Linked DNA regions of Mus musculus: region 1 is linked to region 2. The links are chromatin loops, found by intact Hi-C in ENCODE. Cell type or tissue: left cerebral cortex. All regions are shown on one strand. Each heading gives the region's core, and the rest is flanking DNA. Links, peaks and the distances in the headings are about the cores only. Region 1 has its middle 2.8 kb from the start of P2ry4. Region 2 has its middle 7.1 kb from the start of Dgat2l6.

Region 1 (2,910 bases), core at 248-2,747, 80 kb before region 2:
TTTTACTCTGGTCCCCAAGTTAACCACAGACATTTCAGAGAAATCACCACCAATACATTTATGAATACTACATGTGAGGGACCAGGAAGGAGAAGACTGGGGGGGGGATTGGAGTAATAGAATGGAATGGTTATCACTAATAATGATATGGAAACATTTATGTATTAAGATAAGTACTAAACTGATACCAAATGCCCATGTGGGCATAATCTACAACAAACCTGGATAAACATTCACTCAACATTTACTGAATGCTTTCTTAACTCTGAATTGAAAAGCAGTTTTGGACAACCACAAACCTCATTTGGAAAAGCTGCTTTTTTCTAGGTCATAACTTTATAAGAAGTGAGGACAGGAGCTTTAGATCTAGCTTAGGAGTGAGAGGTTCAGAAGGAGATGGGTAAAAACGCAAATGAGTATAATTATCAGAAATCTATGATGAGCCATAATTTCTATTAAAATCAGATGCTATGAAAGCATGAGAGAAGTATTTTTAAATGTTTACTTTTAATTATATATGTGTGTATGTGTATGTATGTGTACCTGAGTGTAGTGCCCACAAAGCCAAAGGGCAGACAGGGTTGTCTTGAATTTTAAGTGGTTGTGAGCTGCCAGATGTGGGTGCTGGGCCTCAAACCCAGGTCCTCTGTAAGAGCAGCAAGTACTCTTAAGTACTGAGCTTTCTCTCCAGCTCTGAGAAAGAAATTTGGAGGAGGACAGGGGGGAGTGAGCATATGTATTTGTGTATGTGTGTGTGTGTGTGTGTGTGTGAGAGAGAGAGAGAGAGAGAGAGAGAGACAGAGAGAGAGAGACAGAGAGAGAGAGACAGAGAGAGAGACAGAGACAGAGACAGAGAAAGACAGAGAGACAGAGAGAGACAGAGACGGTGACACAGAGAGAACTATGTTAGAATCTCTTTATTACAATTACTGGTAACATCTTCCAGGTGTGGTAGTACATATTGCAATAATAGCACTAAGGAGGCAAAGTGCTGCATTGTGGGTTTAAAGCAAACCTGAGCAAGATCTTTTCTCAAAAACAAAATAAAAGATAATTATTGATAATATCAAAATGGCAGTTAAATTCATGAGGGTAGTTTTCTGAGGAGAGCTGGAGAGGGGAAAGTGAGAGAGAGATGGTGGCGAAGGGAAAGAGGAGAGGAAGGAGGGTTGTGGCAGGGAGGGGAGCCTGATTTGGGAAAGGCCCACATTTGGTGGAAGGGTGACAAAAAGGAGCCAGGGAAAGGAGCCAGGAGTGTCTAGTGGAATAGTAGAAGCCATGTGAGACAAGCCACAGAGACCAAAGTGAAGAAGCAGTTCAGAGACAAGGAGTGTGATCTGTGGTGCTTGCTTTCCTCCAGGAGGGTGGCAGAAGCTGGGACTTCCATTGGGAACACTGGGGGAGGTCTTTTCCTAAAGTAGCCACTGGGCGGCAGTGGAAGCAGCAGCTACTACTGCAGCGGTGTCCAGGGACAAGCCCAAGCCTGCTTGTACTTTACTCGGTTGAAGCCTGGCAGACTTAAGTCAGTGGAACCCCTCAAGGTAAGCCAGCTTGAAGCAGTAGAGCAGGAAGCTGGCTCAGGCCGGTTGTTTTCTAATGTGACACTTCTCCATGACTTGAGACATGTCTCAAGACACCCTTCACCTCCTCCGTAGAGGCCAGTGTTAACCCTGGGAACAGAATAACATGAAGGGAAGTATTACAGACTCGCAGCATTTTAAGACTTAAACCCACTGATCAATACATATTCTGATACCTATAGTTTGATATTACTATCCCCATTTCACTGGTGAGGAAATTGTCACAAATAGGTGCCTAGGGTTATACAGGTAATAAACAGAACAAAGATTAGAATTCACACTCACTGGCTCCAAACACTTGGGCTTTTTATAACATATACTAGGTGCCTAGGGTTATATAGTTGATAAGCAGAACAAGAATTTTAATTCAAGCTCACCTGGTTTCAACTTGGGCTTTTTATACCACATACTAATATTCAGTAGTCCAGGACTCAGGTTGTTTGTGATTCAACCCTGAAACAAGGCAGTCTCCAGATCCACCCTCCACCCCCTGATCCAGGATTGTAGCTCTTACAAGAGATCTAGATTCTGGATTTTAGAGTCTCCTTTGCAGGCCTGCCTCCTCCTCTCCCTTCTAGGATGTAGTTAGGTCACATTCTTAGGACCTGAGAATCAGGTTCTGAGTCTTTATTGCTTCCCAGCTTAAAGATTCTGCTCCAGCTTGCTTATCCCTCCCAACAAGTACTGCTCACCTTATGCACAGCATCCTCCAGACCCAATTTGCCTTTTATACCAGAGACAGTGATACTTACAAAGCCCCAGTTGTCTCCAGAGGCCTCAGATCCACAGCTGCTCACAACTGTTCTCCGACATTAGGCTTTTTAACGGTGGAGGCTTGCTCTGCATGCCTTCTCTACTGTATTAAGACAAAGTTCTCTTGGAGTGATGGAGAGAGACAGGGTGCTGTGTAGGAAGGGGTGGGATGTGTTAGGGAAGTTTCTTGGCTAGCATCCACAGGGAGATATGAACTGTTTCCTGGCCATCTGTTCTTACATGTGTCATAGGCATCTGAAAACATACATGCTGGGAAATGAACTTCTCTTCTTTCCCCAAATCAGCTTTCTTATAGCCTCTGAGCCTGTTAACAGACTTCTCTTCTAGTCACCCAGGCAAGAAACCTGGAGTCATTTTTTTTTCTTTGACAGAGACTTAGTACGAGACCCATTCTCTGGCCTTGAACTTGGAGCAATCCTCCTGTCTCATCCTCCAACCACAAGTACTGACATTACAGGCTTGTGCTTGTCAATCATAACCAGTCTTGGCTTAGAGTTACTCTTTTTTTTTGTTGTTTTTTTGGTTTTCTGAGACAGGGTTTCTCTGTGTAGCCCTG
Region 2 (2,910 bases), core at 225-2,724:
AGGCAAGGAGAATCACTTTAGCTTGGGGATTTGAGAGCAGCTTGGGCAACAGTGAACCCTAGCCTTAAAAAAAAAGGATCATAGCACAAACTGAACAATTCCTTGTATCTCAAAACCTCAGGGTTGCTTGACTGCAGCTTGGCTCAGTGGGTAGAAAGGAATGCGGGGAAGCAGTGTGCAGGTGTTAGTGAGCGCTGTTTTGCAAGGAGAACTCGGTAACAATACTATTGCTGTAGGATGACCCACTGGGATGGGTAGCAAGTGCCAATTGTGCCTATGGGTCAACCCAAGACCAAAAGGAAGTAGAGGAGGCTCTTTTGGAATTCAGAGGACAGAGAACTGATTTTAGTTTCAAAAGTTCCTCCTTTTTAAGTTGCTTTAAGTGACAAAACTGAACAGTTTGCTTCAGGTGACAGAATCCCAAGAACCGAAACTAACCCAGAACACTATCTGAGGTTGTAAATCATTTCTTTTACTTCCTCCTCTGTCTTTCTCAAGAGGTACAAAAATAGAAAGCACACCAGAATGGAATGCCCTGGAAAGAAAACCTGCTTGCGACATTGGCAATGACAGTACCCATCTGGAAACCCAAGGCTACCCAGTACTGATACTAATACTAATAGGAAAAGATAAAAGTGGCCCCTCCTTGCTCCCTCTCTTCCTTTCCCTTTACTTTCCCACTTTATCTTCCTCTCTCAGTACCTTTTTGTTTTTCTTTCTTTTGACAGTGTTATGTAGCCTAGGCTGTCTTCAACCGACTATGTAGCTAAGGCTAGCCTTGAATTCCCTGATCCCCCTGCCTCCACTTCCGAGTGTTGGCATCATTCTTGTGTACCACCACACTGAATTTTCCTTTTCCAGTTAGATCTCATTACATAGTCCAGGCTGGCTTTGAACCTGAAACCCTCCTCCGTGTTGGGATTAGAGGTGTGCACAGTGCACTGGGCCACCATTTAGAGCTCTAACTGCCCTCTCTGTGAGAGCCACAGTGGGCAAATGCTTGCACTTACCTTATGCATTTCAATGCTTTGCTTAGCAGTGTGACAGAGATTAAGTCACGGATTCACCTTTCGGACACAGTTTCCTCCACTGGAGAATGAAGATATATCTTGCTTGACAGGATGTGAGAATAAAGGAAAACAAACAACCCTCCCCCCACCCCCGAAAAAGCAGCATATGCATAATTACAGAAATGCAGGCATACTTCTACATGCGCACGATGAGCAGAACAGAGAAGCGGTATTGTCAAGAGCATAGAGAAGCTCTGGGTCCTGGAATTCACCCAAAGCAGCTGCCTCCGAGACCCTGGAAAGCCTGGCTCTTGTGGGAGTAGAGAGGTGGTGCTTTTTTGGTTTCTGAGCAGTGAGCCATCAGGCATATAGTGCTGAGGAGAATGGAGGGAGATGGGTTGCTCACCACCTCCCTCTGGCTTTAGCTGAGGGAGTAGAGGCGGGAAACTGGCAGAACCTTTTCTTTGCTGAGTCAACTGAGAAGGAGCCAGTACTGCTCCAGTGGTGTTTAAGTGGTAGTTTTCGTCTGCAGTTTTAAGGATGTTCCCACCAAGCAGCAGCCTTGGATATGTGACTAAAAGGCTAAGGAACTGAGAGGTGCAAGGTAGGCTTGGGGAAACAACTCTGCTTGGTCCAACCCACTCTGTAGCACAAGGACAGCATTTGTGCTTCTGCAAGGCCTTGGTGTTAATGAATAGTGGGGAAAGCGCCTCATCATTAAGGCCTCGTACTTGCCAATTTCCTTTCCCTTCTTAGTGGGAAGTTTCAGATCAGCCATGGATCTGATACCAACATGAAAGTCTTAGTCTTCAGTTGCCTGACATTATACTTCTAGGAGACAATGTCTCTATAGCCACTGAAGAAAGACAATTGACTTTTCCCTACAGGAACTCGCACAGGCTCCACTTGTCCAAGCCAGGATCAGAACCCACGTTTTGTGGTCTGCCTCTTGGGTATCCATGTGCAGAGAAGCTTAATGAAGTTGGAGATTGTAGAAAGTACAATCTTAAAAGGACTCAGACCAAGGGCTAGCCCAAGCTGGCCAGTTTGTAAATTAAGTTCAGGGTGGGGTTCTTAGGGCAGAGAAAAAAAAAGCTGTGGCTAGAGGTAGCCTGGCAACCACTGGAGGAGAGCTGAGAACACTGCTTCTAACTCAGCAGGAAATTTCACCCATGCTCTACCAGTTTCGGGAGCCTGTGTGAGGGGGAGATGGATCCTTTATTAGGCGGTATACAAATATATTATTGGTAGCCTTCTTGCTGTCACCACCCACGAAACAGCCTCCTCCTCAGCACCTGACAGCCCTCTACTTCCCACCCCATAAACAAGAGGGAATTGAGCCTCTGCAAAGCTTTCTCCTCAGCTAGACTGCAGGAGCTAGAATAGGAGGGCTGAGTCATCTTCCTCTTCAAAGGAAACCAAAGTGGACTGGAGTCACAGAACAAAAGGATGTTCTCTAACTAAGCAGATCATAGGCTGCCCTTAGAGGGTACCAACCCCTCTCTCCCAGGAAGCTTCATGACACTTTTAGTGTCATGGGTGCCTCCTTTTTCTCTACATCTCCTTATCTAATCAGCTGGAGTTTACTAAACAGGCCAACAGCAAAGGCATACATTCCCGTTATGCCAAGCACTGAGCCACATAGACAAGGTCGTCCCTTGTGTTGGAGGTGGCTGTTTTTCACCTTAAGGCTTAGGCTAAAGTTCCTGTGAGGGAAAAGGATACATCTTAAGAGCATTTTCTCTGGTGTCCCCATTCTACTTGGCCACTGATAGAACTAGGTAGGAAGGTAGGACTTTTATAACAGAGGCTTTTTATTTACTTAGGGTTTCATGTAGTTGAGGCTGGCCTTGAACTCATTATGTAGCTAAGGATGACCTTGAACTTCTGAGCCTCCTCC

What was found. A loop is a pair of places that touch in the nucleus more often than their neighbours do. Peaks named below come from ENCODE experiments on the same cell type or tissue, not always from the same donor. Only the 100,000 strongest peaks of a DNase experiment are listed, where the experiment ranks them.
Region 1: a loop joins it to region 2, with 8 times the contacts of the local background. A loop is called at or near these places in 3 of 42 quality-filtered maps.

Annotation. Positions count from the first base shown.
Region 1 is chrX:100,596,213-100,599,122 of GRCm38, reverse strand. No RefSeq gene overlaps it. Among named protein-coding and RNA genes, the nearest start is that of P2ry4, 2.8 kb to the right of the region's middle. In left cerebral cortex, for the core only: a CTCF peak has its summit at 1,420; DNase peaks (open chromatin) are centred at 1,423, 2,111 and 2,494.
Region 2 is chrX:100,516,314-100,519,223 of GRCm38, reverse strand. No RefSeq gene overlaps it. Among named protein-coding and RNA genes, the nearest start is that of Dgat2l6, 7.1 kb to the left of the region's middle. In left cerebral cortex, for the core only: a CTCF peak has its summit at 1,432; DNase peaks (open chromatin) are centred at 1,380 and 2,305; H3K27ac peaks cover 1,075 bases.